Linked DNA regions of Homo sapiens: region 1 is linked to region 2. A link is a loop called in an ENCODE intact Hi-C map of the cell type or tissue named here. Cell type or tissue: MCF 10A. All regions are shown on one strand. Each heading gives the region's core, and the rest is flanking DNA. Links, peaks and the distances in the headings are about the cores only.

What was found. A loop is a pair of places that touch in the nucleus more often than their neighbours do. Peaks named below come from ENCODE experiments on the same cell type or tissue, not always from the same donor. Only the 100,000 strongest peaks of a DNase experiment are listed, where the experiment ranks them.
Region 1: it touches region 2 in a loop (2.1-fold over the local background); 2 of 110 quality-filtered maps call a loop at or near these places.

The regions. Positions count from the first base shown.
Region 1 is chr15:47,745,107-47,757,843 of GRCh38, forward strand. The region is part of intron 1 of SEMA6D (semaphorin 6D); the gene reads left to right. Among named protein-coding and RNA genes, the nearest start is that of SEMA6D, 34 kb to the left of the region's middle. In MCF 10A, for the core only: no CTCF peak of the experiment used is centred there; a DNase peak (open chromatin) is centred at 5,505.
Region 2 is chr15:47,814,632-47,827,368 of GRCh38, forward strand. The region is part of intron 3 of LINC01491 (long intergenic non-protein coding RNA 1491); the gene reads right to left. Among named protein-coding and RNA genes, the nearest start is that of LINC01491, 25 kb to the right of the region's middle. In MCF 10A, for the core only: no CTCF peak of the experiment used is centred there; DNase peaks (open chromatin) are centred at 5,670 and 6,370.

The DNA.
Region 1 (12,737 bases), core at 2,215-10,214, 69 kb before region 2:
TGAGAACAAATGTAGATAAGGGTTTGAAGCGTAATTATCTCTGGCATTAGAACCACACACCCTTCCTCACAGTTGTACCTTTAGCCTTGAACAGGCTTCCTGGTACTCACCTGGTCTAATAGTGATTTTTATGGTGCTTACCATGTGCCAGGATCTCTGGTTCAAGAACTCCTTCCGTCCTCAGCAACTCTATGAGGTAGCTGCTAGTGTGATCCTATCCCCAACATACAGGGTAATGGAGGGACCAAGTGGTGAACTAGCTCACCCAAGGTCAGATCACTGGTTGCGCAGCAAAGCTGGGGCACCTACCTGGGCAGCCTGGCTCCAGAGCCATGTTCTCTACCCCGTACGCCACTGCTCAACGCTTGTCAGCCTCCATCCCTGACAGCAGCAAGGGCTGAGTTTGCTTAATACCCTCTTGGTCTTGCATCAATTTAGTGAAAATTAGGAACTGAGATTTTAAGAACTTGCATGGATTGACCTAAACTCCCATTTTGCCTCTGTGGACCCAGAGGTTTCAGAAGTTCATAGTCCATCAGATACAGAGCCTAGACAAAAGGCTGCAGGTAATGCACAGGTGCACTGACTCAGGCTTAGCCTGGGCGCTCCCTGAGCTTTGCAGGACTTAAAATTCACCTGGGCTGTTTATTATTCTCATTCTTAGTTACAGCTCCATTTTTAGTCCAGATCTATCAAATGGAACCTAACTTACCATGGGCCACATTTCCATCAGTAGGAAAAAATACATTTAAAAAATAATTATTTTGAAATAATTATGAACTCACAGGAAGTTGTAATAATAGTACAGAGAGTTCCATGTCCCCTTCACCCAGGAAGTACATTTTAAAAAACAAGTTAGGATTGACTTACAGAATCCTGATAAGGTTAATGCTCTAAATCTTTCTGAGCAATCAGTAATCTTTCTCTACGTTTGTTAGAGACAGGCAACTGTTACTGTATTTTCAAATACAGAAGGCAAATACTAATACAAAGGCCTTATTTTTGGTGACCGAAAACCAAAGGACTTGGGACTAAAAATTCTTGGCTTTTAAAATTTCACTTCTCTTCCTCTGGGTCATTAGAGTTTTAACCCTTCTGTAAACTCATCACCAACTGTTTTAAAGCATGACATCACCTGAGAACCTCTGATGAGGCACTTTGCAGAATATCAAACCTGAAGATGTGAGCCTTTTAAAATAGAGTGAAATCCCATTGTTGTTGGCAGTGATGCTAACATAGATCATTGAACTCTGTTGTGACATCTGGGTTCTGCACTGGCTTCACTACTCCTGGATCATAAGTCCCTCAATTTATCTGCTTGACCTTTGTCAGACAGGAATAGGAGCAGCAGCCCATCCTCAGTCCTTCTTTGCCAGGGTATTGTTCATTTATTTGAAAGCCTGGAAAGGCTTCATGGAGTACATTGAAAGCTATGGCTACACGGTGGTTGCATCAGACAAGTCAGTAGCATCAGAACAAACATACTCTACTTCTGTCATCCGAGCCCAAAGGGCAGAACCAGGCATAGACCCAGGCCCTAATATCCTGAACAGAAAGTCACATGCAGGCCATATGGCAGCCTCAGCAGGTCATCTGGTAGAATAAGCCAGTGTTCCACAGACAGGCTGAGTCCTTTGGCATCTGGGTCATCCCTTGGAACCTTGAGCCCTTCCTTTGTCTAGAATGGCTCCTTTTCCTGGAGGCTGAAGGGGAGGAGCCCAGTCTGGCTGGGATATGCCTGTGGAGGAGATAACCAAAAAAGAAGGCTTTCCATTTCTCTTGTCATTAGTTAGCCTTGAAAACCCTTCGGTTCCCCTGAAAAAAGGAGACACGATTGTTCATTTCTGCCACAACAGTCTCCTGCTGTGTGTGTGTGTGTATATATATATATATATATTTCGATTGTAGAAGGTTCCTTGTGCATTATACTTTCACAAAGCAAGTTATTATATTGATGTCTTAAGAGGCTGATATATTTTGTCATCTTCCCGGATAGCAGATTTTCTGCTTACATATCAGGCTCATATTCTCATTAGTTTCTTGTATTATTTTCACTGTTAATGAGGATTGTTTCTAGGACAATTTTGCTTTAAAATGAATGTTATTCAATTTGAGTTAGGGCAGAAAGGCAAAAACTTGTAGGCAAATTGTTGCTAGAATTATGGTCCCCAGAGCAGTGGTTCTGATCACAGGTCAGATGCTGGGATTATTGTCCAGGTTTGCTTAGAATTGGCAAAGACAGGTTAGATCCTGTTTTCTGTCCCTTCCTGCCCAACTCTTTTTAATTTCAGTTCCTTTCTGAATTATTAATATGTAACCAAAGTATTACTGATTCAGATATTGGTGTGCTTTGCTTTAAGAAAATCCAGACTTAAAGTGAAAACCTTGCATAAGAGGTTTTTAATTTTCAGAAAACTTAAGTCGACAGCTTTATCATGTACATAAAATATAACTCAAATAAAATTGACCCAACTTTGAGGAAAACACTGATTTTAAGAGCAAGGCATTAATAAGGATCACCCAGACTTCCATAGCCCCAGCCTCCCCTTTCTTCTCTCCCATAGTATCTACTACCACCTGCGCTTTTTTCTCTTCTGTCAGAATCCAGCATGTTCTGATATGCTGGGTAAGATCAGATCTTACAAATGTCTTCATACTGGTTTCTGGTTATGGTATGTTCTATCATTACTTAATTTATAACTAGAAAAAAGGCCATTGGCCAAAGAAAAGAATTTCCCATTGCAGAATTTTAGGCATAACCCAGCCATTAGGCAAGCTGATTTTCATTTTATATTTGTTAGGTAGTGAAGAGTCACATAGGATTCTTCTCTGCCAGTCCCATATATCCACTCTCTAATCTCAGGAATAGCCTGCTTTCCTTCCCTTTGTTCTGGGAAAGCTGCAAAGTGAGCAGAAATTTCAGTGGTGGAGATGGGGAGGTTGACAGAAATCATTTAGTTATTTGGCCTGTGTTGCCCATTTCTGGTGGGCAGTTTGTTAATGATGGGTAGGTGTGAAAAGAGGCATCTGTTGCCTTTTATAGAGAACCTCTTGGTTTTGCAGCACCTGAAGCTCATGAACTGGAGGCTAATGAGGATATTGTGCCAACGCTGCAGGAGAATGATGGTAGACTCAAGATTCGCTGTTGGGTTGATGGTGGAGAGCTGTTCATTTTGATGTGGCCTGTGTGCCACAGCGAAGTCCTGTCAGTGTTCTACCTTCTTTCTTTATTTCTTCCTCCATTCATCAAGTATTTACTGAGGACCTGCCAGGTGCCAGGCCCTGTGCCTGATCCTGGCAGTAAAGAGGAAAATGATCCTTTGAGTAGCACAGCCCAATAGAGAAAATGTGAAAATCAGTAACATTGCTGTGGAGTGACAAGTTCTGCAATGGAAGTATTTATACAATATCATAGTATGACTAGCTGTCCTGAGCAGAGCAGTGTGGCTGAAGAGGGAAGAATGAGAAAGGGGAGAGGGCCAGGTAAGTTTTGAGCTGGTGAATAGACAGTTTTCAGGAAGGACGTTTTAGAAAGAATAGCGTGTGCAGAAGACACTGCTTAGGGATCCAGGTGGGGAAGTATCATTAGGTGAGATGGAGAAGCTAGAAAGAATAAAATTGTGAAGGATCTTGTAAATCTTGGAAATGAATTTAGACTTTACACATAGGCCTTCGGGAACCATTAAAGTGCTTTTGGACAGGGATGTAACATGATAGCATTTGTGTTTTAGAAAGATCATTCTGGTGGCATTGTGGAGAATGCACTAGAAGTCTAGGAGAACAGAAACCAATGAAGAGTCAATTCTAGACAAATGAAAAGATAGAAGCAATGGGATGTACTGACAGGTTCAAAGGAGAGGATGATGGAGACGGGGCCGTCTAGGAAGACTCCCAGGCTTAAAACACAAGTGCCTGAGAAGAACATGAAAAAAAATAGCAATAACAATAATAATAGTTGTAAATCTTTTTTTTTCTTTTTTTTTTTTTTTTTGGAGATACAGTTTCATTCTTGTCACCCAGGCTGGAGTGCAGTGGTGTGATCTCAGCTCACTGCAACCTCCGCCTCCTAGGTTCAAGCAATTCTCCTGCCTCAGCCTTCCGAGTAGCTGGGATTACAGGCACACAGCACCATGCCCAGATAATTTTTGTATTTTTACTAGAGAAATGGTTTCACCTGTTGGCTGGGCTCATCTTGAACTCCTGACCTCAAGTGATCTGACCACCTTGGCCTCCCAGATTGCTGGGATTACAGACGTGAGCCACTGCGCCCGGCCTAATTACTGGACTCTTGTCAGGCGCAAGGGGTTTGGCTACATGCTTTATATAGGTTATCTCATTCAGTAATCGTAATAATATTAGTAATATTATTATCCTCACTGCAGGCAGGAAAACAAGAAAATTTGAAAGTTAAGTAACATGCCCAAAGTCACATGGCTTGTAAATGGTAGTGCTTACATTGGAAGCCAGGTACTCCAAGCTCTAAACCTATGCTCCGCAGGAAATTCAGCAGGAGAAGTCAAGGCAAAGTATCTTAAGTTCAATTTTAGACTACTGAATTTAAAATGCCTATATTTTACGAAGGTCAAAATATCTAGCAGGGAGTTGGACAGCTGGATTGGAACTGGTGTGTGGTGGACGTGTGATCTGGGATTAGTGAATTGGTGGTAGTGAAGAAGGTAAGTGTCATGTGAGCACATCCCTAGAGACCCGGAATGGAACTGGGAAGAACCACATCCAACGGGCAAGCATGTTAAGACAAATTTGGGAAGATGATGAAAAGGAGCAGCTAGGGAGGTGGGAAGAACTAGGGGAGTCACAGGTGCAGTTTGAAGATCTGATGGAATGACCACTGAGATTAAATGCCTCAAGGAGATGAAGGAAGATTTAAAATGAGGATTGCCTTGGATTTGGCAATTAGGTGGTTGATGCATAGTCATTAAAGTTAGGCTAGAGTGGGCTACAAATGTAATGAAAAGTGAGAAAATGGAGAATATGGACTCAGGCTTCTTTTCAAAGAAGCCTGGCTGAGAAAGGAAGTGGGAGAGAGAGAAAGCAGAGGCAGCCTCAAGGTCAGGGGAATGGCTGTTTGTTTATAATGATAGTGACTTGAAATGCTTGGATATTGAGGAGAAAGAGCCTGGAGCAGTGGGAATTACACCAGGATGTTTATCCCACTAGATAGGGAAGTAGGAATCCCTCTAGCCATCAGGAGGAGAACATGGATTCTTAGAGAAAAAACAGGTTTCTACAGTTTTAATTTAGCAGCCCCCTTGTATTGCATAAAATCAGTCCAGATTGGTGAAGTGACTTGTCTCTGGCCACCTAGCTAGCCAGTCTGTGACCCCAGATCTCCTGGTTCCTGGCCTCTTTCCTCTCTTGCTGCCAGTGTCGGTGGGAGAAGAATCATCCCTGATTTGTTCCTCATGGTGTGAGTCTCCACTGCTCCTGTCAGGCCCTTCCTTGCTCCTTCAGAATGCACATTTCACAGATTCTGATGTGTCAGCAGGGCTTCAGCTGTGTGGAAGGTGAGTCACAGAGCTGCTTCATTTCCTCCACATGCCATGGGGCAGAGTTTTAGACGGTTAATTATAAAGTGTCAGTAACATAACAGTGCTAGAAGCCTCTTCCTCTAACCTGGGAACCCACATTCCTAGAAGGAGGAAGGGTCTCAGAGTTGGGGCCTTTCAGCAATCTCCTCATGGCCCACAGCGAGAGAGGATGTATTTATTTGTTCAGATGTGACACCTGCACACAGAAGCTGCATGCATGTGGTGGAGGGTGGGGTAGCAGTACCGATTCCTTAAATGAAAAAGCCTCTGCTCCTTGAAAACACCACATCAGCCAAGAGTTACTTGGTGAGCCTGGAGGCAAGGAGCACCCATGCTTTTCAGAAGGGCCCAGAGTAGCCTGCCCCAGCTCTACTTCGGGGTCTCCTGGAATCTGTATATATAGTGATGATTAATAATCTAGTCTTCTTACCACACATGGAAGGTGAAAGAAGGCCTGCAATTCAGTGGAGATGACCTTCTTATATTCCAAAGCTTGTGGTGTCAGCCAAGCTGTCATACCATTCTGATTAAATACTGACGGTGATCATTAAGATCTAAAGCCCTGCCCAGAACACACTGCTTAGAATCTAGGCACATGAATGCTATATAAACCTAAACCTCCCTTTTATAATTGATCTTCAATTACAACCCTCCTTGTCTTGATAGGCTCCAAGGTATAGCAATCAAGTTGCTTCTCTTTGCCCTCTCTCAACTTACCTAAACCCACTGCTCCTTTTTTGTTTAGTCTCTTGGGGCTTTCATGACCCATAGTTGGTAAATGGATAATTCCTGTGACACCAGGTGCCATCATTCTCATTGACTACAGTAAGAGCAGTGCCCCTGAAATGTCATAGACTACAGAGTGAATGGTGCTCTTTGTGCCACAGGTCTAGTTCCACCCCCTCTTCTTCCTTTAGTTACAGCATTCTCAGCAGAAAAAGTCCATGCTCTTGGGAAGTGGAAGCCCCAGGGGCCCATCCCCCCTGGGTCTGCTGCCCTCTCTTGTTTGTTTAGTGGTACTAAATCAATCTAAATTAAACTGGAGTCCAAAATGCTAACCTTGCGCTAAGAGATTCAGCGGGGATGTGGTGATTCAGGACACATGGTTCATTCTTCTGCTTATTCCTTTATTCACAGTTGATTTACAGTTGTCTTAGGAATTGACAACTGTGAGATATACTTGACCTAAGGGACTGAAAAAAAAAATCTTCCCTATTTTCTAAAAAATTAGGGGGACTTAACTAGCCCAAGGATGGGAGGCAGAAAGGGCCACCATAGAGGGAAAGGAGGAGCGAGGCTTGGTAGGTGGCATGACATGACATATTCCAGGGCTGAAAACAGAGACAGAGTGTTAGAAGCACAAGAGGGATAGAGGCCCAAGGTGAGACAGGACTCCTTGTGAGAGGGGGCAGGACTCAGAACCTGAAAAACCTTGAAGGCCACATTTAAAAGATTTGGGCTCCATCCCAGGAGTAATAGAAGGTTACTGGAGGATTATGAGATGCCATGATTAGGTTTATATTCTGAAAAGATCATTCTTGTTGTATCTAGAAAACTAATGGGAAACAAACAGGCAGACAGAGAGGTGGGTAAACCGTCAGAAGAATGTGGTATGAGGAAAAGCAAGGAAAGGCAGTGTTTTGAAAAGCTGTGAACTGTCAACTGCTTCTAAAGCTACTGAGCAGTCAAATGAAATAGGACTGGAAAATGTCCGTTGCCTTTAGGTACTTGTAGGTCATCAGTCTCTACTGACAGAGGAACTAGAACACAGAAAGTAGAAGAATGAGCAGGAGGTGAGGAAATTATAGCAGTAGAGCAAAGTTTCTTTCAGTGCCAGTGAAGAGCAGTGAAGACCCAGGTGATAGCTTGAGTGGGATCAGGGCTACAGGAGGTATTTTCCTTTTGTGTGTGTGATGAGGGAGACATGGACAAATTTCAGCGCTGATGGACAGTACTTAAATGGTTAAGAGTTACAGAAAATACCAGAAAGAGAGAAATATAATCAACGTCTTTTTATTCCAGAAAAGAGTGAAGGGATTGGATTTAAAGCAATCCAATTGCTTTAAATTGGGGCTGGGCACAGTGGCTCACGCCTGTAATCCCAGCATTTAGGGAGGCCGAGGTGGACAGATCACTTGAGGTCAGGAGTTTGAGACCAGCCTGGCCAACATGATGAAACCCCACCTCTTCTAAAAGTATAAAAATTAGCTGGACGTGGTGGTGCACGCCTGTAATACCAGCTACTTTGGAGGCTGAGGCAGGAGAATTGCTTGAACCTGGGAGGTGGAGATTGCAGTGAGCCAAGGTTGCACCACTGCACTCCACCCTGGGCAACAGAGCAAGACACTGTCAAAAAAAAAAAATAAGCACATGGGAAAGAGTTGATGTATTTGGCAATGGGAAAGGAGAAAACTGAGGAAGCTCCCATGTTACAGCTTTCATATTCTATGTGAAGTAGCTGTGGGGCAGGAGGGAGGAATGTAAGTAGCAGAGTGTGGAGACATAGCAGATCAGGGCCTTGAGGAAAGTGGGAAATTTACATTTATGGATTTGGGGAGTGGTCTAATTTAATTGAGAAACATAGGATCTCCATGGAGTTTTTGATGCTATTTGTAGTTGATGACAAAGAATTCTGTTACATTACTAGCGAGTTGTCCTAGAGTGTGCTTGTCTCAACTAGTGCTCAGCTGCTCTGGAGAAGGTGCAGAAGGTGAGTGGCAGAGTTCATCCAAGGTTACGACTTTGCAAGAAAAGCTGACAAGGACACAGAGGATGGGGCAGTCAGGAGCACAGGCAGAATAATGGACATGATTGACCATTGACAACCTAAGATGGATAAAGAGGTATGTCAAGATCAGAGAAGACTGACTAGCAGAAAAGAACAGTTAGTGGGCTGAAGGTCCTGATGAGAAAGTAGAGCAGTATGAGCAAGCTGGAAGAATAAGAGGTTAGCATCAGAGCACACAATGCATTGCTTTATGATTTTGAGGCTGAAGTCTCCATATGGAACCATGGGCTGAGGCTAGTAAAGTCTTCGTAAAGCTAGAGGAAATGACTGGGAAACTATCAGGTAAAAGAGAGGAGGAAGGGCAGGACTTCGACCAAAGACTTTTTGTAAGATCATGGAGGCCAAAGGTCTGGAAGAGTCATCGGGAAACTAAAAGGAACCAACTCCACATTCAGATCCTGAGGCAGGTGGAGTAGGAGAGTCTAAGCAGATACTCTTTGTATAGTGGCATCTTGGGATGAGAGCTAGAGGATAGCTTTCAAATCAACATGGTATCTCTCTGGGTTCTTTGGGCTAGCGATAAAGTAGGTCTACCCCATTTCTACATTCTAATTTCCTTTGAACTATCTAGTTTTCAGGGAGACAAAGACTATATACCACTTTCTCTATCTGGGATTCATTAATTTCAAATTTGGCTACTATGCTATAACCATAACAAGAACTTGTGGCCAGATATGATGGCTCATGGCTGTAATCCCAACACATTGGGAGGCCCAGGTGAGAGAATCACTTGAAGCCAGAAATTTGAGACCAGCCTAGGCGACATAGTGAGACCTCACCTCTACTAAAAATACAAAATAAATTTTCTTTTAAAGTTTAAAAATTTGCATTAACCTTCCCTATAAATTCCCCTGCCTAAAGAACTCTCCTTCAATATTTCTTTTAGTTTGCATCTGGAACAACAAATCTGAGTTTTTATTTGTCTAAAACATCCTTATTTTGCCTTCATTTTTGAAGAATATTTTTACAGGTTGTAGAATTCTAGGCTGGAAATTTATTTTCTTTCAGCAACTTAAAAATGTCATTCTATGGTCTGCTGGCTTCCATTGTTTCTACTGATAAGTCAGCTGTCCATATTTTTCTTGCTTTTTGGAAGGTAATGTATCTTAGTGTGTAATATTTTTTAAAATTTTCCTTGTTTCAGCATTTTTACTATGATGTGTCTAACTTTATTTCCTTGTATTTAGAACTTCTTAGAATTTCTTGAATGTGTGGCTTATAATCATATCAGTTTTGAAAATGTGTGCAGCCATTATCTTGTCAAATATTGCTTTAGTCCATTTCTCTCTCTGCAGTCTCAGGGACTCCAGTATGTTAATTCTTTCACAAAATTCTGTGTCTCTTACTCTCTTGTCTGTTTCTTTCAAACTTTTTGCTCTCCATATTTCTGTCTGATAATTTCTATTTGTTTGTCTTCTTACTCACTAATCTTCTCTTTACCTCTGACAAATATGTTGCTAAACACATCTATTAAGAAGATGTGTTATTTATTGTGCTTTTTTGTTGTTGATTTTTTTTTTTTTTTTGAGATGGAGTCTCGCTTTGTCGCCTAGGCTGGAGTTCAGTGGTGCAGTCTTGGCTCACTGCAACCTCTGCCTCCCAGGTTCAAGTAATTCTCCTGCCTCAGCCTCCTGAGTAGCTGGGATTAGAGGTGTGCACCACCATGCCTGGCTAATTGTTGTATTTTTAGTAGAGACAGGGTTTCACCATGTTGGTCAGGCTGGTCTCAAACTCCTGACCTCATGATCCCCCCGCCTCGGCCTCCCAAAGTATTACAGGCGTGAGCCACCATGCCCAGCCTTGTTGTTGAATTTTTATTAAATTCTTTTTTATAGATTCCAGTTTTCTGGTGAAATTCTCCATGTTGTCATCTTTTTTTCTTGCACAAAAAAAGCACAGTTATTTTCAAAACATATGTTTGGTAACTCTAATATCTGGGTTACCTGTGGGCCTATTTCTATTGTGGTTTTTTCTCTCTCTCTTAGCTGCAGTTTTTGGAATTTCTGATAATTTCTACTTGAATGTTGGGCAATGTATGTAAATAATTGTAGTCTCTGGATGATGTTATCTTTTTCTAAAGAAGTGTAATCTTATCTTTTCTGGCAAGCAGCTAGAGTGGGAGATTATATCCATTCAGTCTGGGACTTAGCTTATTGGATTGGATTGGAACTTTTGTAAAACATGGTTTACCTCACATTTTTCTCCTCTTCTAGAGTGTAGCTTGTCAGAGGCCCAAATGATAGCCTTTGGTTATTTACTGGAACTCTTCCTTCTTGGTGGGACCTAAACTTGTGACTGCCAGAAATTTGACTTTTCTTTATAGCTATACTCTCATTTTTATAGAGCCTTAAGCTGTATGAAATTAGCAAATATAAAATTATAAAAATATAACAATATATAATATAAATATAACAATATATTATGTATAATAATATAAGTATAAATATTATATAAAATCATCAAGTCTCCATAAGGTAAAATCAAATGCTGAGTATGGGACTAAGCTCCATGTACCTCCCTTCTCCCAAGTATCCTGTCACTCACGCCCTGGTTGTTCTGGCAGCTCTGAACTCCCATTAAGAGCTTTCCTCATCATATTTAGTATTTAACATTAGGAATGTATGGGAGAAGTTCATATAAAATACCAAAAACTGAATAAACATAGCTAGTCAGGCATCCTGGCTCTCTGACTGTGTCACAAACAGGAATGACTTCATGTAGGAATGTTCTTTACCCTAAGCTTGCGTGTGAGGAAGATGGTTTCCTCTTTTTTGGAGGCCTGTACATCTGTGAAGGTGTGCCTTATCCTCTAAGAATGCCCCTGTCATTGTTTGGATGGTATACATAAACAGTTTAGCAAATAGTTGTACAAGATGAAGGAATGAACATTGCTTTTTTTTTTTCCACCTTTTTGCCAGACAAGACGTAACCAGAATAGACATGATGATATTCGTTAAAATTTACTAAAGATTTACTGCGGAGCAGGCTCTGTGTTAGATGCCTCATACTGATTATCTCATTTAATCCTAAACAGAGCCTATGAAGTAATAAAGATAATTATTCCCATTTTACATTTGATGAAACTGAGGCTTAAAGAGATAAAGTCAATTTAAACAGGGCCCAAGAGCCAGGAAGTAAATGGCACAAGCAAGTTTGAACTCAGATTTTTCTAATCTCAAGATCCATGTTTTTTTCCAACATTTCATCCTGCTACTTGGCCTGCCCTTTTTCAGCATAACTAGTATCATGATTTCACTGACCCCTGGACTCCTGATATATCTTCTTATGTAAAGTCAGAGCTAAGTAGTCTGAGGGGTTTACATGCAAAGACATCCCCTTCCTGGTACATTGCTTTCAGGTATTTCCAGATTCTTCCCTCCCCCACCCAGCTTTTGCAATATGTATCACATTAAATGCCTCCATTTATAACTACTATGGCAAGTCTGAATGTAATTTTTTTTTTTTTTTTTTTCAGAAATACAGCTTTATGCAGAGACAGGAAGCAGTTAGTGGTAGGGCTTTATTTTGGGAGGATTAGAGTGGTAGGGGGTGGGGCATGGGGAGAAATTGCTTTCTGCAGTGTCAGATGAATGAGTTATAGGAAATGATAGCTCAGCCAGCAGCTTGGTGCTTGCTAGTGAGTCAGCAGTGATTCCATCCTCAGCCCCAGTGCTGGGATCACAGCTGAGAGACACTCTTCCTGGTGAGGGCTCCTCCCCGCCCTGCTGTCTGGGACATGGATGTTCTGCTTACCTGATGTGAACCATTCAGTTACCTGTCATGGAGGAGAAAGAGACACAGAACGATCTTTTTGTTTTAATGCAGATGTTTCTACACTTCTTTGGGATTAATTGGTATTTCTAATTATTTTTCCTGATATCCAGCAGAAAGATTCGGTGATTTTCTATCTAGAGGATGATATTTGGGACTGGTGTCAAAGCAGGATCTAGTTCTTAAGGCAACATTTTATACTTTTATACTACTTCAACTTTAGAAGGTCTTTGTAAGTGATCAGAATAGTATGGAAAAGCAAGACAAGAAGACACTGCTTCAGAAGAAGAGGTAAACACGAAACCATCTTGTCAGCACAATGGAAACCATGTAGCTGTAGTAAAAAACTAGAACCAAATCATTGCGGTTGTTGAGGTAGGATAGTAGGATTGTTGGTGATTGCTTTTTTGTTTTGTTTTGTTATGTTACTTTATTTTCCAGGTCCAATACATAGGAACAAGTTGTAAAATTTATTCTATAAGTAGTCCTTTAGTGCTCTAAAGTAACTAGTTGTGAAAAATAACTGGCCAAATAACCTTAATATTTTAGGATATCTTTTCCCCAGGCCCTTATGAGACTCTTAAAGTCAATCTGGTCATACCCAGGATTCTCCAGTAGGAAATGGGTAG
Region 2 (12,737 bases), core at 1,586-9,585:
TGGGAAATGCTGCAGTAAGCAGGCTTCTTTACAGTGAGACATCTTGGAGCCTTGGATGTTGCTGAGGTGTTCCAAGATTAGGCATTGCATGTAGGATTTCCAAACATACTGGACCACACCTCCCTTTATTCCCATATCATCTCGCATCTTGGAAAGCATTCCAGTAAGTCAGACTCATTGGTGTATATGATACCCACAGTTTGGATATTTGGATGATTTCTGGGACTAAGTAGGCATAGTCTACTACTGCAGCTATTTCAGTGATCAGTAACCTAATAGCTTGGTTTTGTTTGCATGTTTGTGTATGCATGAATACTGACAACCCTACTTGTTGCAATGTGAGGAGTGTCATCTCTAGCCCTTTGGCTTTGAAAAGGTTGCCATGAAGAACTTACTGATCACTCTCTTGTAGAATTAATTCAAATCTCAAACCCTCTCAAAGTTTTCAGCAGGCTAACAGGGCCTCATGACTTCCAACAACTTAGATATTCAAGGTGTAGCAGTTTTGACACAGCCTGTAATCTCTTGGTCTTAAACTTAAGATTTATTCAAGCTCTTTTTTTCTGAAAAGCTCTATAGCTCTCCAAAACAGATTGACATCCATCTATAATTACAAGCACTTAATTGCCCATATATAATAAAATTTCAAAGACTGCAATTATCTCCTCCACATAGACATATACCTCTCACAGTTCAAAACCAAGTACCTTTGTTGGATTCAGATTATGTATTAATAATTTCCCAGATCACTCGGCCCTACTTGTCCCTAGGTCTCGGATTTTGCTCAGTGGAGATCCCTGGCTGTTGTCTTCCCATTTCCTATCACCACTGGCAGCAGCTCAGGCATCCTATACAGAACTTACTCGATCCATGAAAGCCTGGGACCTCTTTATTTTGGGGAAGTGAATGAAACCAGCCATGGAGCTGGGGATTAGCCTTCTCCCAGACAGGCTGAGTAACACAGGCTGCCAAAAGAGGGGAGGAGGGTGGAATTACCTCAGTGAGACTCCTGGCCAGTAAGAGATAGGAGGCAGAAAGAAGCCAACAGGAAAACTCTGCTCCTATCCTCCTGCTGACAGGTAGTTCTGAGGTGCAGTGGTTCCTCATGCTACCTCCAGAGCCCTCCAAAAAAGTGGCTGTGTGTGTGTGTGTGTGTGTGTGTGTAGCTATGGCTGGCTCAGAAACTACCACCTTTGACTTACTGTGTCAACTTCCCTTGACTAACTCTTTATGCCCTGGACTTGTATCTCCCAAGGAAGCATTAGCATTCAAACTCTTCCTTAAGCTCTATTCTGGGGAACTCAGGCTAACAATTCCATACATAGCCAAGAGTTTTCTCTGTTTGTAAAGTTATCATAATCATAGCTCATGTATACCAAACCTTACTATACAGACTGTTCACACACAATACTTCCCACAGCACACAAGAACAAAATTGTGATAAGCCACTGTCTATAACACATTGTTTATTCTTATTGGTCCTAAAGTAGATCTATTTCAAAGTCTTTTCTGCAGATGATAGATGTTAAGTGTTCATTAAGAAAATAGTTATGCTCTAGACAAGAATGCTTCCAGATTTCTTACTGTTTAAGTATGACTAGCTCATGATTTTCTACCCCAATCCTATTCAAGGGATAAAATGTATTCAGATAAAGAGGGGGAATAGCATATATACTATATTGTAGAGGTTACAGATTGCATACAAACCTAGGAAGAAAGACCGGTTCATTTAATCATATATTTTAATAAAGCAATTGAAAAAAGTGGTTAATTCCCTATCCCTCCCTGGCACAATCAATATAAAGCTAATTTGTATAAAACTTGGTTCTTTCCTGTGGCCTAGATAATCCACAGTTCGCTGGACTGGAGATGAGACCTTTTCAAACCCTCATCTGGAGAGATGTCCCTACAAACATAGATTATCTCCATGAAATGCACTTCCACTGGCAACTAAAAGTCCCTGTCTTCCCAGAGGGGATTGTGGGAATCAGGAAAAACAGAACAAGCTGTGCTGCAGTAACAAACAAGCCAATTATTTTAGTGGCTTATAACAGTAGGAGCTTATTTCTCACTCTCCCTACATGTCCATCAAAGGTTGGCAGGGCATCTAATCCAAGTCATTCTCCCTTTGGCAGCAGCAATCACTGAAACCATCACCAGTTACCTTGGCAGGTAAAAGAAGTGTGAATTATGTAATAACTCTTAAAGCTTCAACACAGAAGTGACATAATCATTTCTTCCCACATTTTACTGAGCAAAGCAAGTCAGATAGTCAGATGGCCACACCTTATTTCAAAGAAGGTGGGGAAAAAATAGTTCTACCAAAAGTCCTAAAGAAGGAGGATCAGAGTATTTGCTTACAGCTCTAATGACCAGGGCTCTATGCACTGTCACCAAAGGAAGAATCGATCCTGGGAAAGGACGGTCAGTAGAGCAGTTTTGCCAAGTGCAGCTTGCCCTCTCTGAGGTAACTGTAGATATCCAGATGTTCTCTAATATTGGAAGGTGGTGTGCCACAGGTGCGTGACACACTACCATTACCAGCTCACTCCGCCCCTGACTCAGGCCACCTAGTGTAAATGTGTAAACACTTGTTTAAAATCCCCATCTAAGAAGGAGGCAAACTGAGCTCTTCCTCTCTGGGCTAAGCAGCTTGGATAGGGGAGAAGTAGAAACTTGCCAGCCCCACTGTGGGGCAGGATGGTATTCAGAAGTCATACCCTGACATACCATCCACTGTGCTGAAGGTTTACATCTCCTGTTTCTGAAACTGAACGCTGCCAGTAGAGTGAACTCCCTAATGATTTGGCATCCAGAATACATCATCTCCAGATTCATCAGCCTGCTCTGGAAGCCTTTGAAAATGCAATCCCCAAGTCCTCTGCAGAGAGCATCCTGTCAACCTGGGAGTTGGCTTGTTTTCTGTGGTGCTTTCTTAGCAAACACCAAAAGCTATTTTCCAGAGAGTTCCTTTGAATGGTTCCTATAAATCAAAGATGAAAGACATTGTGGCCAGAGGCCTTTTAAAGAAATTTTTGGTCTTTCTTCACCAAGCTTTTAAAAGACCACATCTTCAGAAGCCATTTTTTAAAAATCTATCTAGGGCTAAGTAAAGAATAATATAGAGCAGAGATAGTGGAGAATTTTCCAGAAAAAAAAGAAAGAATAGAACAAATCATAAAGAGTTTTTAGGTACAGGAACCTAGAAGCATCTATACTGGACACATTTTTACAACTATAAAAATGTCATTGTTTCTTCTTTAACCCCATTAAATGGGGCAAAGGAGAAGAGCGCATTTCCCATTTTCTCCTCTGAAGTGATTCCCCCATTATGCTGTCCCTGTGCCCAGAGGTTACTGCATTAGCATGACCAAGCCCCCAAATGTCGCATCTCCCTGCTCAGAGCCTCTCTGGCTGCTTGGAAAGCAGGCAGCAGTTTAATGAGACAAGTTCCCCTTGGAGACTCCTCTCCCCTCGAGGAATTCTGTAAGTGCTTTATACAAAACAGTAATAGGATGGTTCAGCCAGACTCTCTGGCTCAGATACACTAACTGCTGCTCCCTTTGGGAAGGAGGAGAAGGTAGCCGAGTGATAAGACCATTACCACTGACTGTGCCCTGTGAGCTGGTAGTCCCTGAAGCCACTTTTCTTGCCCTTTGCAAGCATGAAAGGAAGTCGGTGAAAGGCTGATCAGAACAGACTTCCTGGTGGGAGATAAAGCTGTCTATGGACAGGCTCTGGATGATAATGGGCAGAGAGTGATTTAGTACCATGATTACTTCTGAATAGAGGCTGCAAGCATTGTGCCCAGGAAGCCCAGTGAAGCTGCGGAGGAGTGACCAGAGAGAAATCCACTAGGCTGGATACACATAGGAGAGCTGAGCTGCCTACCCTGGCATTAGGAGGAGCCAAGAGCAACCTCTGGGAGGCCTTAGCAACACCTCTCAGAACTCCAGGATGCATCAGATAAAACAGTCCCATCTGTGGAGAATTTCCCTCCTCTTTCCATATACACTTTACCCCTGTCCTCTGAACTCACAGATTTTTAATTTTCTTATGACTCCAGACTTTAGGGGTACCTGAGCCTCTGCCTTATTGTTTTTTTTTCTAACAGGTTGGAATGTTGTTGAGATTTACTAATGACAGATCAACAGCTGGAGTTAGGGGGAAGTTAGTGAAAGCCATGAGCAGTGTCAGAATGAAATAAGGTCTGCGGGTGGGACTTGAGATGGAAGTTCATGAGGCAAGATAAGGAGTGGCCTGAACAAAGCTGTGCTTTTATTTTTATTTTTCTTTCTTTTCTTCTTCTTCTTCTTTTTCTTCAATGTATGGTATTGATTGAGATCTCACTGTCAACTGCACCAATTAAAAATTCTATTCAACCCGTGGAATAATTTTAAGACATGTCCACAAATTCTTTGATATTCTTCCCTTTAAGAGTTGGAGACTAATTCTCCTCTGCTTGAATGTGGGCTGACTTCATGACTTGTTTCTAACAAATAGAATAAAGCAGACATGACAGTGTGTGACTTTAAAGACTAGGTAATAAAGCTTATTGTGGATTCCCCTGCTAGTTCTCTTTCACTCTCTCACTTGGAGCACTCATTTTTGGGAGAAGCCAGCTGCCATGGAATGAGGACTCTTGGGCAGCCTATGGACAGATCCACTCTGTAAGGAATTGAGGCCTCCTGCCAACAGCCATGTGAGTGCACCATCTTGGAGTCAGATCCTCCAGCCCCAGTCAAGCGTCATTTGCTGCGGCCCTTGTCAGCATCTGACTGCAGCCTCACAAGAGATCCTGAGCCAGACCTCCCAGTTATGCTGCTTCCAAATTCCTGACCCACAGAAAGTTAGTGTGAGATAACATGTATTTCTTGTTTTGGGATGATTTGTTATGCAACAATAGATAACTAAGACAACTGGGATTGTAGTTCCTATGGCACAGACAGTGGCCCGAAGTAAGTAACAGATGACCAGAATAAAGTCTGCACCAGTGTTCTCTAGTTAATGCCACAGTTTATTAGCACTTGCTTTTATAAAACACTTTGAAAATCTGAAGGCGGGGGGAAGAAAAATGAGGCAAAAGCTTTCCATTCTGTGCATGGTGTTGGCCAAATGAATTGATTATTTTAGAGCATCACAAGCTTTGTTTCTTTGTGCCTTTCCCTGGGTCATGTGAAAAAGTCTTCCAGTCGAAGTCTTCCATTCAGAGCAGTGGTTACGTATTCATCCAGTCATCATTTTAAAGTAAATTAGAAGACACATTTTTCTATTCTGTATTTAGACATTAGATTGGCTAAATTGGAGCAGAAAGGAATAGAAGGAAAGCAGGGAGAAATGAGTAAAAATGAGAACTATAGTTTATATTAGTTTATCTGTGAAGCACCAAAAAAGTCAAGAAATTTCATATTTTAGCAGCTAGAGAAAAGGTGTCCTCCCGCAGTTCAAGTTTTTATGAATTTTATCCCTAAGCTTTTCATACCCACCTTGATTTATTAGCCTTTCTCAGCATTATATCTTGTGGACCTGACAGGAGAACATAGTGCAATGAAACATCTGGTAAATTTTCCCAGACCCTATTATGAAATATCTTCAATTTTCAATTCAGTGAAAAGTAAACAAGTCATTGTCTTCCCCAGAAGTGATTCACTTTGCTGTCAGAACCCACGGGCTGTAGGCGATAGAGGTTTCAGAGTCCTTCTTCGGGTTGATGGGTACACGGGGCCCCATCTTTTGCAGTACGGGTGAGCTGGAGGGGTCAGGTAACTCTTGGATGCTTCACCTAAACAAATACATCTGCTTGCTCAGTGAAGTGATTATTTTTAAATTTTCGAGTGATGTGCTTTGTTGTTGTTCAGAGGTCACTTATGAATTGACATTACATCAGCAAATAGTAATTGCTTAATTTCTGCAAAAATACCTCGTTTCATTTCCATTCCAACTTTTCAACCAAAACACACACACACACACACACACACACACACACACCCCATGGCTAGGCTTGAAAAAGACAAGGCAGATAATGTGGCCGCCTACAGCTGCTTGTTGTATTACATTGCCAGCTTCTTTTTCAAAGGAAAGCATTCCAGCAGATCTTTCTGACAGCAGTCTGTCCTGGACGTAAATTAAAATGCACATTTCTGAAAACTTTTTATTCATTAAACAGAAAACAATGCCCAATAGCTGGAAAAGATACTATCAGCTTGGTATTTCAGGAGATTATTTTTTCAACAGGCGTGTTTATAGAGATAACGTATAGAGATATTAAGCAGATACACTTGACTGACAGACAGGGAGGACTGAACCATAAGGACTTCAAACAAGCACGTACTAGCTTCAAGTGCACTGAGCATCTGCCAAGAGACTGAATGACTCAGAACCAGATGATTTTATAACAACACATATGGAGAAACTGAGGTCGAATGTGGGAAAGAAATTTGGTTAGCATTTCACATAAGTGATATCAGTGTGGTGCAAACAATTCAGATGTAGAAAGTGGGGAGGGGGGTGGAAAGGCTAAGATAAATGCTTCCAAAATTAGAGTAGGTTAGCTTGATTCTGAAATCACTGCCGCAACTCCATTACAGAGGCTCAGAAATGGTCCACAACAGGACATTTGAACTGTGGCTAGCATCTGATTCATTCGAATCGTCAGAGGCTGTCTCAGCAGTTCAGCAAGTGGAAGGGCTTCTTTCACAAAGATAAGCTCAATGATTGAATCTCATTAATATCACCCATATCAATCACAGTGCTGGCCACGTAATACACATTCAATAAATGTTTATGCAAGAAAAGGTGGAATTGTTTTCAACATTTTGGATCATACCTTCTATATTAGCTATATACTTCCTGCTTTTCTTCTTCCATTTGAAGCTGAATGAAGACAGAGGGGGATCCACCTCTCCCTAAATGTTCTTCCTTGAAACAAATGAGCCTGCTGGAAACCCTCAGAGTCTCTAGCACCATTGTTATTACAGTTTCTCTGTCTTTCTCTCCTTTTGATTTCACCTTAATAAGCCCTAAGCCTATTAATTCTTCTACTTGGGGAAGCCACCAAGGTGAGAAGAAGGAACACCACTTGCATTTTGCCCTTCCTTTTCTCCAGGAGCCAAATCATGATATTTTTGTAAAAGCATCTCTCCTTTTTTTCCTAGTTATCTCTCAGAGATGATGGTGGATCACCTCCGTGTGGGGGCTGCTTATCTTGGTGGGGATCTGGTGGTGGGCTTTTAAAGTTGGCCCAAGCTGAGCTGGCTGGCTGCAATTCTTTGTGCTATTTATTTAAGAAAAAGAAAAAGGAAGAAGCTATTGCTGTCTCCTCTGGTGTGCTGGTGTAGAAAATGTGAGTGAACATTTTCATTTTCAGCTCCAGTTTCTTAATCTCTTGCAGTGGAAGAAAGACAGTATGCCAGTAAACTCAGAACTTCACAGACCCCACGCTCATGCTCAGCTTTATGGTAAATATTGTAATACTGCCCCAGGAAAGTAGGACACAGGCATGGGAGAATGTCTAAAGGCAGTCTGAGTGTGCTCCAATCAGTAGTATTTTCTTCTATGACAAATAGTTATCCTTTTGGTGAAACCTGTTTTAAAATGCTAATCCAGGTTTGTTTATAGTTGGCCTTAGCCAGCAAGCCTGCAGGCCTGCCAGGCCGGGCAGCCATGTGTGACCCTGTTCCTTGAAAACAGCTTCACCCAGGGCTCAGGCGTCTTGTGGAAGAAGGGTTTGCTACATTATAAAACCAAGGCAGTGGAGGCCAGAGCGAAGAGCAAGTGGCCTTGGAGTTTTCTTATTTGATATGAAAAAATTGGCAAAGCCTATTTTTGGGGGAGATCAGGGTTCAAAAAACAGTGGTCAGAAAACACTGGATAAGGCTAAACTTAGTGGTACAGAGAACTTTGATTCCTCCAGCAGCCTTCTCATGTGGGATCAGATAGGAGAGCTGGTGTAAAAGCAAGCAGCCAGCGGTAAAGTGTTGAACATGAATGTGCAGGCTCATCACGGGCTGGCTGCTGAGTGGGGTCATCTTTGTGGCCAGAACTGCTGTCTGTTAGCTCAGTTCCATTGCATGGGCCTTGCTGGCCTGGAGGAAGCAGTGACAGAGGCAGACCCATGCTTATCCAACCTCAGTGCCCATAATAGAGAAAAATTAAAGTAACACCTGAAAAATAAAAAAATAAAAATAAAAGTGGCTACACAGCCAGGCAAGAAGGAAATGAAGACAGGATGGCTCTGAGCTGTGTGCTCTCCTTTTTCTCTTATTGTAAGTTAAACTATGTTCTATAGAATGCTGAACTTCCACAAACATCTAACCTAACTATCCCCTGTATCAGGAAAACAAAGTCAAAGTTCATAAAAAATGAATTAAAAGGAAGCCAAAAATACTATTTTATGAAACTGAAGGCAGCTTTTTGAGTATAGTGAGTAGGGTGTCTAGGTGTGCAAAGATTAAGAGAGAGGGCAGGACACTTTTATTTAAAGGATTCCTGGTTAGAGAGGCAAGGGCATGGCCAGGAATGGGGTTCTTAAGACAAGAGAACCTAAATTACTGTGCACGGTAAGGCAATAATAATGACAAGAGCTTGCTGTCATGTGAAATGAGTTTTTCCTTTCCTCTGTTCCGGTCTCAGTAACAGGGTGGGGAAGAGAAGAGTGGAAAGGAGATTCAATAAGGAAAGCACAGGTGCCAGCAATAAGATGAGGAAGCCAGGGCCCAAGGAAGGAGCTCTCAGGACAGGATGATGGGGATCTGCCAATACTGAGAGCTCAGCAACTGTGACGTTGCACAGCTGCTGTGGTTTCAATGTGTGTTCCCCCAAACTCATGTGTTGACATCCCAACCCTGCTGGGATGGTATTGGGAGGTGGTACCTTTGGCGAGGTGATTAAATCATGGGGCAGAGCCCTGATGAATAGAGTTAGTGCCCTTATAAAACAGACCCCAGAAAGCTCCCTTACCCCTTCCACCATGTGAGGTCTCAGCAAAAAGATGGCCCTCTATGAACTAGGAAGTGGGTCTTCCCCAGACACCAAACCTGTCTTGATCTTGAATGTTCCAGCCTCCAGGATTGTGAAAGGTAAACATCTGTTGCTTATAAGCCCCTCAGTTTATGGTATTTTTGTTACAGCAGCCAGAACAGACTAAGACAACAAATGCTACAATCACTCTCCAGGTTTCCTCATGCCTTTAAAAGAGCTTGAAGAGCCATTAAGTTTAGGATCCACCTGGTGACAAGGCTGCTTTGGGTACACTGTGCTCACACTGCAGGTCACAGGGACCCAGAGGCCAGAGAGGACTGGGAAAGTGAGCCAGGCTGGGAGAATGCTGTCAGTTGACACCAGGACACATGGGGACCATCTAGGAATTCTCAGAAATGTCCCCAAAAACAGTTAAAGTGTGGTCATCAAAATGAGGAATGAGCTGAAGCTATCTTAATAGTTAAGCCAAAGCTATCCCAGAAGTCTGGGACTTGGGAAAACTGTGTCAAATGGCCACGGACACTGCTCATATTGATGAAAAACACAGAAACCATGTTGTTCTGTGAGTACAGTGGTGCCCATGTGCACATCAAGGTAGACAAACCACACCTAGTTTCAGAAATGCTGATTCGGCTGCCCTTACCATCTTCCATAATTCCTGGCACACTTCCTCATCTCCCTGCCTCCTCTCCTATAATCTTCTCTTCAAATCTGCCTGGCTGTGTAGCAATTAGCAAGCCTGGTGGTGCAGGTCCTACAGAGCCTGGCGGCTACACCGTCAGTCAGCAGCTTTATGCCAGCCAAGGAACGTGGGAGGCTGTGATGATTTATTGAATGTATTGTTTCTACTAATATGAGTAAACAGGCCAAACTACTTTTAAAAAGCCAGAAGTGAAACTACTTCTCCTGGGGAATCATTAATATAAAACAAAATGATTGGTGGAGAGCTTGAACATAATATCATGCTAAATGTATAATAGTAGAAGGTTAAATTGCTTTCTGCTATCTGTTCTTTTTGTCTTACAGTCTAACACTCTGTATGATATTATCATTAAACCACATAAGATGTTACTTCCTCATTGTCCTGAGACTTGATTAAATACTTCATTTTGGTTCTTTAAGTTGCTATTTTTTTGTGGGGGGTGGGGGGCGGCGCTTATTTCTATTTTTAAAATTTATTATTACTGAATTAAATTTACATATAGATAATGAGCTTAGAAAAATATATTCACCCGTGAAACCACTACCGTAATCAAGACACAGAATATCTCCATCATCCCAGAAAGTGGCCTTATGTTCCTTTCCAGTTACTCCTAACCAAATCCATCCCCTGCAAGGTCAACTCTGTTCTCATTTCAAAAATTAGTTCTGTCTGTTGCTGAACTTCATATAAACAGGAGCAGGCTGTATGTGGTCTTTGGTGTCTGATTCCTTTGCCTAACAGGTTTTTAATATTCATTCATGTTGGTGTATGCCTCAATGATTTATTCATTTTTATTGCTGAGTCCTATTCCATTATATACATGTAACACAATGTGTATATTCATCCTACTGTTGATGGACATTTGGGGAGTCTCCAGTTTGGAACTATTGTGATTAAAAGCTGCTATAAAGGTTCTTATGCAAGTCTTTTTGTAGGTATGTTTTCATTTGCCTTGGGTAGGAGTAGAATTGCAAGATCAAAGAGTAGACGTATGTTTAACGTTAAAAGGAACTGCCAAACAGTTTTCCAAAGTACTCACAACGTTTTTCATTTCTACCAGCACAATATGAGAGCTCTGGTTGTTCCACATCCTTGATGCCCTCTTTGTTAGCCATTCTAACAGATGTGAAGTGACATTTTGTTGTTGATGTAGTTTGTATGTTTGTCCCCTCCAAATTTCATGTTGAAATATGATCCCTGGTGTTGCGAGTGAGGCTTAGTGGAGGTGTCTTGGTCACAGGGGCAGATCCCTCATGAATGGCTTGGTGCCCTACTTGCAGTAAAGAATGAGTTCTAACTCTATTAGCTAACATGAGAGCTGGCTGGTTAAAAGAGTTTGGCATCTCCTCCTCCCTCTATCTCTTGCTCTCTCTCTCACCATGTGACACGCCTGCCCCACCTTCACCAACCACTATGATTGTAAGCTTCCTGAGACCTCACTAGAAGCAGAGGTCGGCACCATGCTTCTTGTACAGTCTGCAGAACTGTGAGCCAAAATAAACCCCTTTTCTTTATAAATTACCTGGCTAGCCTCAGATATTCTTTTACAGCAACACAAAATGGACTAACACAATTACAGGCTTAATTTTATTTCCCTTATGATGATGTTGATCCTATTTCCATGTGATTATTGGCCATTTGCATATTTTGTTTCGAGAACTCTCTATGCAAATATTTTTTCCATTTCATTATTGAGCTGTTATCTTTTTATGCTTTGGTTATTTATAGATATTTTTACACATTCTAGATAAAGTACTACTATGTTCTCCAGTCTGTAGCTTACCTATTTATTTTCTTAACAGTACTTTTTAATGAGAAGTTTTTAGTTTTGACAAAGGCTATTTTATCAACCTTTTTATTTTATATGTAGCATTTTTTCATTTCCTCTAGGCAATCTTCACTTACCTGTTTGAGTGGTTTTTCGGCTGAATCTTAAAAAAAAAAAAAATTTAAAGTGTTCTCAATAATAAACATTGCCAGATTACCTATGTTTTTAAAAATATCCCTTTATTTGTATTATTTTTATTTTAGTTACCCGAATGCAGTGGTGTGCTGGTAAACTGATTTCAGATTGGGCAGGGGAAGCCCTGATTTATAGTATTTGTCAATTTCCATGGTGTGCATACTCCCACCATGACTGATTTTAAACTGTGATTTAAAAACTGGGTCACAAAATTCCTGAATATTTGACAATGGGCTCTCATTAGCTATTATGAGCCCTTCCAGAACACCACTGCAAATGCTACATGAACACATGTGGCCAAAGATAAACCCTTAGGGAAAGGTTGTTCCCAGGAACACTAGAAAGATGCCATGTTTTGAGAGACACTTGGCCACCCAAATTGGAGCAACAGTGACCATGACTGACCTCAGAGCCATATCTGACTTCCAACTATGGTTCATATACACAGAAGTGCAGATCAGAGTGATGTGAAAGCCAAAAAATTCAATGCTGAAAATGATGAACGCACTGTCCTGGTAAATTAGTTTAAGAGTAGAGGGTCTGCTGATATTCCAATTATTGATAAGATGAAGAGGCAACTATCACCTGAAAATGCTAAAAGGAAACTGTATGGGAAACTGGAGGACCTCATAGGCTGGGACAAGAGGATAGACACTGACACTATAGACAAAGAGAGCGGAGTAGGGACCAAAAGAGAACGACACGGGAAGCCTTGGAACCCATGGATGTATCTTCTACTAGTAAGTTCCCCTGGAGTAGGAATTCAACATTAAACCAGAAACGCCAGTGAGAAGGTAAGTGGATATGTATCATCCACCCCTGCTGTGGCAAGGTACATGCTGATGTTAAGCCACAAGAAAGGACCATGGGCTCAAAACACCTTTGAGTAATAAGGAAGAGTCTCATACATTACTTTCTTTTCATCAAAAAGATAAGAAAATTTATAGGAATCTTCTACCATGGTAGTAAAGAAAAAGAGGCATTTCATAGCAATCATTCTGCAACAAATTTTCATGTTAGAGTGGGGAAAGCCTGGAGATTTACAGCTGCATATGGTTCTCTGTAGCAGCAATAACAGAAATAGGGAGCAGG